Linked DNA regions of Homo sapiens: region 2 is linked to region 1. Evidence: chromatin contacts called from ENCODE Hi-C or POLR2A ChIA-PET data. All regions are on one chromosome and are shown on one strand. The core of a region is the stretch at or near the end of the contact, and the rest is flanking DNA. Distances in the headings are between cores, read along the strand shown. Region 1 holds the start of LINC01028 (long intergenic non-protein coding RNA 1028). Region 2 overlaps LOC105371882 (a long non-coding RNA gene).

Evidence for each region. Hi-C counts contacts between places; a loop is a spot of excess contacts on that map. ChIA-PET counts read pairs that join two places held with the same protein, here RNA polymerase II (POLR2A). Pooled maps may share reads with other maps.
Region 2: a loop to region 1 is called in a map of gastrocnemius medialis, with 2.7 times the contacts of the local background. The contact joins the enhancer-like site here to the promoter of LINC01028 in region 1. A Hi-C loop is called at or near these places in 4 of 168 maps with a recorded cell type or tissue (endothelial cell of umbilical vein, gastrocnemius medialis, ovary and 1 more) and 9 of 50 pooled maps. POLR2A ChIA-PET finds 5 or more read pairs at or near these places in 3 of 52 experiments (K562, OCI-LY7 and WTC11).

Annotation. Positions count from the first base shown.
Region 1 is chr17:70,048,516-70,052,755 of GRCh38, forward strand. LINC01028 (long intergenic non-protein coding RNA 1028) reads left to right here and starts at 2,756. Exons shown (of 2, transcript NR_104130.1): 1 at 2,756-2,895. All of the region lies in intron 1 of LOC105371881 (a long non-coding RNA gene), which reads right to left.
Region 2 is chr17:70,136,487-70,140,580 of GRCh38, forward strand. LOC105371882 (a long non-coding RNA gene) reads right to left here. Exons shown (of 4, transcript XR_934953.3): 4 at 1,751-1,947. Among named protein-coding and RNA genes, the nearest start is that of KCNJ2-AS1, 31 kb to the right of the region's middle. Within about 2 kb of position 1,530, at least 21 of the 41 ENCODE cell types and tissues checked have a DNase peak (open chromatin) inside an H3K27ac peak, as active enhancers do; they include endothelial cell of umbilical vein, gastrocnemius medialis and ovary, where a contact is called at or near this core.

The DNA.
Region 1 (4,240 bases), core at 1,506-4,005:
TGAAAGAACAGGGCTGTGTTTGTATAAAACTTTATTCACAAAAGCAGGTAAAAATAGATAAATATTCAATGGTCTGGACTTTGGCCCACAGACCATAGTTTGCCAACCTCTCTGCTATAGTATAAGTGTAATGTACTCAACTATTTTCTTATTGCTGGGGATTTAGATGATTCCCAAAATTTCTCTATTCTAATAAAAAATTTCAACAAACATCTCTATGGTTAAGACTTCGTCTGCATTTCCAAAACTATCCTTAGAATAGTTTCCTAGAAGTGGAATTTCTAGGTCAAAAGCTATAAATATTTTTAAGCCTTTTAATTCTTTTGCCACTTGGGCATGTAAATTGGTGTGTCATTTCTGGAAAGCAGTTTGGCAATGCCTAAGTAATCCCTCCCTAAGATCTCACTTGTTCTAAGTACAATCATTTGTAAAGGAAAACAAGTAAACAAAAATGCTGCATGAATTTTACGGTTTTTTAAAAAAAGATATCTCAATGTATTAGGTTTGCGTGCACATGACAGGTTACAAAAATTCAACATTTTTTACATTTATTTTCCTTTCGTATTTCTATTTTAATATTTTTATTTCTATCTTGGCCCATTTGTCTGTTTTTTCTCTCATCATTTTATCTTTTCCTCTCCAATTTTATTTCCACCGTACATATTTTAGATGGTAAAAATTTAAGAGCACAATTTCTAGAATCAGACGGTCCAGGTTCACACCGTAATTCTTCCACTTTCTGGCTGTGTGACCTTTCGCAAGTTACTAAAACTCCCTGTGCCTCAACTTCCACATTGCTAAAATGGAGTCACTAAGAGTATCTACATCACGTTCTTGCTTTGAGAACCCAATGAGAATAGCATATAAAGAAATCACTTTACACATTACCTAGCACACAGAAAATGTTCAATAAATACTACCTATGAGAATGGTAGTGAAGGTACATTTCCGTCATCGCTTAAATGGTCACTACCTATCTGGTGATCAAATACACTTTTACCTCTATTTTATTTGAACTTTATTATGGTTTAATTTGAAAAATTTCTTTGGATGTTATTTTGGTGTATAGTATAGAGACAGTGTCTAAACTGGTTTATTTTCTAAATAGCTAGTCAATTACTGGATGGACATGGTAGCTCATGCCTGTAATCCTAGCACTTTGGGAAGCCAAGGCAGTTGGATTGCCTGAGCTCAAGTGTTCAAGACCGGCTTGGGCAACATGGCGAAACTCTGTCTCTATAAAAATACAAAAAATTAGCCGGGCATGGTCGCATGTGCTTGTAATCCCAGCTTCTCCAGAGGCTGAGGCGCTAGAATTGCTTGAACAATCTGGGAGGTGGAGGTTGCAGTGAGTCAAGATCACACCACTGCACTCTGGCCTGGGCAACAAAGGGAGACTCTTGTCTCAAAAAAAAAACCAATAATAATAATTAATAGCTAGGCAACTACTGCAATAATTGTTATTGAATATACATTCCTTTCTCATTAGTGGGCACTGTGATCTTTATCAAATATTTTCCTATTCCACTTTTTAGAATTTGCTTCAGGGAAACCTAGTCTTAGAGGTATCTGCCGGTATAATCTGGCTTCTTCATCATTGACTTATTTGTTATGACTTTATAATACTTTAGCACCCAATAATTCAACTCACTTGCATGACTCTAATTCCCCATGTTTTTCTTAGACATCCTAATAGATTTATTCTTTTATTTGAATTTTGCAGTCATGTTGTCAATTTCCCATACTTAAATTTGGTTACTTAATTTTGGATTACTGTTACTTAAACTTGGATCAGAAGTGAATGACACTTACGAAATAACCTGAGAGTTGACATGTGTAATAATGAGCATTCTTCACATCCCCTGGGACATAATGTGCATCTGCATTTTTCTGATTCTTTTTTCTATTTTTCAATAAATTTTTGTGGTTTTCTACACCACTAAAAGAACTAGTAATACATAGAGGTGCTCAATGCTAATGCTGGGTGGATAATGCAGCATTGCTGGAGGGATTAAAGGCAAATTACCTCTTAGCCTTTGAAGGTTCTTCTAAGTAGAGGGATCTGTTGCTTAATTCACATTTTAATGCATTTAATAGCTCTAAAAATATTTTATCTGGACCTCCTATTTGCCAGACATTCTAATAGGTTCTATGAAGGATTTAGACAAAGACTCAGCCATAGGTCCTATCATCGAGATTCTTCCAGTCTGTGAGGAGGCACAAACCTGCATAAATGTAATTACATTATAATATTGCAGGTGTAAAATAAAAGTATGTTAAGAGCAAAGAGTTGGCATATGATTAACAGCTATGATATGCAGGCAAGACTTCCAGATGAGTTGCTGATGAAACTTGTGTGAGGCACAAAAAAGATGGATAAGAGTTTCACAGGAGTGTAAAATGGCAATGTGCATTATGTGTTTGTTAAGGGGTATCAAGATGTGGAAGACATCATCTGTGATTCTTCTTGAGTCTTGGACTCTGTAAAATCCACATTGTCAAGTCATAAGTCAACTTGAAGCTCAGAGGCTGCCTGTGTTGGGAAAAAGGGTGTGAATCTCCAGGGCAAGACAAAGATTAAGTAATGGATGCTTTGATGTTGTTTCCTTGAATGCGTCTATCTCATGTGTGTTTCTCCCCAAATATTTGGTGATAATGTGGTTTGGCTGAAGGAGAGAATGTTTGTTGAACATTATGTCAGCATAATATCAGCTTTAGAATTTCACAGATATCTAAGTGTCCTAAGAGACCAACTGGACTGGATATCAGACCAAGATTCTGATAAAAGGGGATAACAGAGATTAACCGGAGCAGAAAAAGTACTTTTCTGAGCCAGAGATAACAAGAGAAACTTAAAGAAAGTGCTGAAGCAAGAAACTTTAAGCCTGTGAGTAGGTAAGTAAAAACTTAAATTTTTTGCAATAATACCAAAGAAGATTTCCTTTTCTATCGTATTAAATTAGTGCTATCGGCTTTGGTCTAGATGCTTCTGTCTGAAGTATAGTGGCTGTAGTATTGTCTTTGGAATAAATATTAATAACGTTTGTTTCTGAGTATTCATTTTCGTAATTAATTGCTTCAGGTTGAGCTATGTCGCAATTAAAGATCATTTTGAACCAACTTCTACACTCAAAACATGAGGAAACTGAGCTCATAGAGAAGAAATGACACTTGAAAGTCTCTCTGACAACCTATGCATTTAACATTCATCTATAACACTAACATTTTACACTTTTGCTGTTTTCCTTTGAGTACAGAAGCCATCATGAATGATTCGTTTTTTGTTTTTGTTTTTTTGGATGGTCTTTAGTTTTTAGAACCATTTTAGGTTTGTAGCAAAATTAAGTGGGAGGTACACAGATTTCCTGTATATCTGCTGCCCTCAAACATACATAGCATCTCGTGTTATCAAACATCCCTACCAGAGGGGTACATCTGCTATAACTGATGAACCTACACTGACATATCACTATCAGTCAAAGTCCATACTTTACATTAGGATTCACACTTGGTGTTATACATTCTATGGGTTTGGACAAATTTATAATGACATCTATCCATTATTACAGTATCATGTAGAGTTGTTTCACTGCCTTAAAACTACCCTGTGCTTTGCCTATTCATACTTCCCTTCCCCTAACTCCTGGAAAACACTGATCTTTCTTCTGTTTTCCAAAATCTTATATAGCTGGAGTCACGCAGTACGTAGAATTTTCAGATTAGTTTCTTTTACTTACTAATATGCATTTAAGTTTCCTCCACCTTTTAGTATGATTTGAAAGCCCATTTCTTTCTAGTGCTTAATAATATTTTATTGTCTAGATGTACCACAGATATTTTTATCCATTCACCTACTGAAGGACATCTTGGTTGCTTTGAATTTTTAGAAATTATCAATAAAGCTACTATAAACATTTGAGTACAGATTCTTGTGTGACGTAAGTTTTCATCCCCTTTGGGTAAATACCAAGGGGCTCAATTGCAGGATTATATGGTCAGAGTATGTTTAGTTTTATAAGAAACCACCGATCTGTCTTCCAAAGTGGCTGTACCATTTTGTATTGGCACCAGCAATAAATCAGAGATCCTGTTGCTCCACAGTTTCCCCAGCATTTAATGTCAGTATTCTGGATTTTGATCATTCTAATAAGTATATAGTGGTATCAAATTATTGCTTAAATTTGCATTTCTCTGATGACATATGATATGGAGTATTTTTTCATATGCTTATTTGCCATCT
Region 2 (4,094 bases), core at 280-2,779, 87 kb after region 1:
GTAAGAAAGACTGCAGCCCTAGATTGCACATCTCCAGACGTCTTTTTCATAAGTGAAAATAAATATGATTTCTAATTGACACAGCAATATATCTAAGGGAAATTATCCAGGAAACAAGCCTGGTTTAAAAAAAAAAAAAACGATGCACAGCTTAGGTCCAACTTGTACTTGTCCATGACAGTTGATGGAGTTGATCACTGTGGAAACAGCTAGCTTTCTTTCTTGCTTTTTTCTTTCTTTCTTTCTTTTTTTTTTTTTTTTGAGACAGTCTTGCTCTGTTGCCCAGGCTAGAGTGCAGTGTCATGATCTCAGCTCACTGCAACCTCTGCCTCCTAGGTTCAAGCCATTGTCCTGCCTCAGCCTCCCCAGTAGCTGGGATTACAGGCCTGCACCACACCCAGCTAATTTTTGTATTTTTAGTAGAGACAGCGTTTCACCATGTTGGCCAGGCTGGTCTCGAACTCCTGACCTCATACTTTCAAAGGAGTTGAGGACATGCCACTATCGTAAGACACACACACAAAGGATTGCTTTTGGCCTGGAAATCCCTCTGAGATGCTGGTGGTGGAGTGACCTTGATAAAAGGATTAACCAGGCCCACTGCTCTTTTGCTTCTTTCTTCCCCCCAACATAAAATCCACAGAAACCTGGATAAAGCAGGCACTGTACAACTTGGGCAAAAAATAAAACTGCTAATACTGTCTCAGACCCTCTATCCCTCACCAAGACCAAACTTCATCCATTTAGAATATTTGAGAGGATTTTTAATACACACAAAGGAATCCAGATTTTTCTTTAAATATTTGTATTTCATCATTTCTGAGTGGGCCAGGACATGTGCTGAGTGGATTCTCTGGGCCACTTTTATGTAAATTTTTAGGCACCAGATTCTACTCAGTTTAATATATTCTATCTATTAGTCTCATCAGTTACAAGCCTTGATTCTTCTGTTCTGAATGTTCTGTAAGGCGTGTGCAAAGTCCTGTGTCTTTTAAGGTAAGACTTGCCTGTGGATATCTAGAAACCACGCCTATTCACCCTGCGTACTCTATAAATCACAAAGCCCTGACTCAATTCTAAAATCAGCGTGGCCTCTCTCTCTCTCTCACTTTCATTTTTAAAGGAGCAGTATGACCCAGGCTCCCGAGAAGAGAGCTTCTGGCTCCACATGCAAAATGCAAGTTAGTGTTAACACAGAACACACAGATTATGCAGCAGGGAAGCACTTGGTAAATTCCTTTCAAATGTTCCCCTAGATAGGAGGTCTTTGAAAGCAAAAACTAGTAACCGAGATTCAGTCCAGATAAATCTGTGGGCAGACAGCAAGTGAGGTCCCCTAGAAGGGGCATTTTCCTAAAAAGACATAATCATAATGCTGCCCAGAAACCATCATTGGTCTGCATTACTTTGTACCTTTTCTTCAATCAGAAAAACCTTATCTACCAGTAAATTCCCAAGTGTTTTCTTTCACTGCTCTTGGTTTCCTAAAGCAACTGAACGCACTCCTCTTATGACTATGCGGTTGGGTCATGAGATTTGGCTTGGAGTAAGCAGCCTCTTGCCTCATCCTGCCACCCTGTGCTTCTTTCCTTGGAAATGTCCAAGCTTGTGGTTTGGGATTCTCTGTGCAGAGTTTTGAGACTTATGTCGACACCTCTACATGTTTTGAAATTCAATAGATTGAGTTGCTGAGCACCTAGCAGGGATGGTAGAAAAAACAAAAATAGAATGAATAAAATAAACTATGGCCTTTTCCTGTTGGGTCTCATTGATTTATTCTACTTTGTAAATATTGTAACGTAAAAGGATACCATGTCCAGGGTCTGTCTGCTGTCCCAAGAAAAAGCAGCTGGACTGAGCTGGAGAGTCTTCCAAATAAATAAGACAATCTGTGCTGGGTAATCACTCATCTCAGGCCTGGAGTGGAAACTCTGGGGACGCTTCAGGCTGCAGAGAAACAGGTTAATTATTTAAAGTATTTCAGCAAGCCTGATGGATGAAAACTCAAACAAATAGATTAAGTCTTGCTAAATTACATAGCCAAAGAATGCTGGTTTTTGTTTTTTTTTTTTTTTTCCTCTATGCTATCATTTACCACAGGGGCCAATGAAAGGTCTTTAATCACTGTCTAAGTAACCTGAACTTGAGACAGAAAGGGCCCCTGGAGATTTAGTCACTGTGAAAACTTCTTTACAGCAAGTTATCAGAAATCTTCAACTTTCCACATAAAATACTTCAGTCACATGCGATACTCACTGTGGTTAAATGCCCTTTATTTGAATTAGAAGCACATGTTGAAGATCAATTATTTATTGTGCTGCTGGTTGATTCTTTCTGACACTAGTTGGCCTGGGGAAGGGAGGCTAGTCATAGGGGCCGGGTTAAGGACAGAGCTAGCCTCTGCTAGCCGCCAATTCCAGAACCAAAGATTTTTAGGATATCAGGAGGACATCAGATCCCTTTTTATGTAGGAGGAAACCTCCAACTCGGGAGTTATCTGCCTAAAGAGTGACAGACATGGAGGGACGGAAGAAGAAAACACAATTACCAATGGCCAACCTGGGGCAATAAGCAGACCTGATGCTGCCCAAAGTTGAAGTATTGCTATTTTTTAATCAGTAAATAGCGCAAATGATCATTTCGAGACCCTTTGTTAAATAGCAAGCTAGTATTTTCTAGAAGTGCTATTGATCATTAAGTATTTAAAGAAGTGGCCGGGCACGGTGGCTCAGCCTGTAATCCTAGCACTTTGGGAGGCTGAGGCGGGTGGATGACCTGAGGTCAGGAGTTTGAGACCAGCCTGGCCAACGTGGTGAAACCCTGTCTCTACTAAAAAATACAAAATTAGCTGGACGTGGTGGCACGCACCTGTAATTCCAGCCACCTGGGAGGCTAAGGCAGGAGAATCGCTGGAACCCGGGAAGCGGAGGCTGCAGTGAGCCGAGACCATGCCGCTGCACTCCGGCCTGGGTGAGACTCTGTCTCAAAAGGAAAAAAAAAAAAAGTATTTGGAGAAGCTGGGAAAACAAAGGTAAAAAAAAAGAAATGTGGGAGGCAGCTGGTAAGAGTCATGATAAAGGAAGATAAACTTCTTCAAAATGTGCACAAACAACGATTGAATAAAAAAAAAAAAGCTCACACCTTTTCAGGGAAATGCTAATGTACAGTGAGGCACACCTATGTACACTGATTTATTGCCACCAAACCTTTTACCTTGGAAGCAGAAATGTTTAGTCTTTTGGCAGGGCCGGCCTTAAAGCATAAGCAAACACAAGGAGCAACAGGTTTTTTTGGGTTTTTTTTGGTTTTGTTTTTTTTGGGAGCAACAGGGTTTTTTTTTGTTGTTGTTTTTGTTTTTATCATTAAATGGAAGTGCTCCCTTCTTGAAACAAGTGCTATGAAGAAAACAGCCCAACCTGAGAGAATCACACAGATTTGGTCTGGATACAGCCACTTATTAACTGTGCCACCTGGAGCAACTGAGCTGCTGTCTCCAATTCTCAGTTTCCTTAGCTATAGATTTCCTTTCTGTATTAAGCTACAAATTTAAGGGTGCAGAATTAAGAATCAAATGCCTTAAGTTTGAATTCTAGTTCTTCTTCTTTCTTTTTTAAAAAATTAATTATTATTATTATTATTATTTTGAGATGGAGTCTCACTCTGTCACCCAGTCTGGAGTGCAGTGGCATGATCTTGGCTCACTGCAACCTCCACCTCCCAGGTTCAAGCAATTCTACCACTTCAGCCTCCAAAGTAGCTGGGATTAAAAGTAGCTGGGATTACAAGCGTGCGCCACCACACTCAGCTAATTTTTTTTTATTTTGTAGACATGGAGTTTTGCCATGTTGGCCAGGGTGGTCTCGAACTCCTGACCTCAGGTGATCCACCTGCCTCAGCCTCCCAAAGTGCTGGGATTACAGGCGTGAGCCACCATGCCCAGCCTAGTTCTACTACTTTCTTACTGTGTGACTTTGGGCAATTTACTTAACCTCTCTGGGCCCAAGTTTTCTCAACTGTGAAGTAAAGAAAATAACAGTACCCACCTTACAATTGTTAAAAGGGTTAGTGAGAAAATATTTATAAGGTCCTTAGAA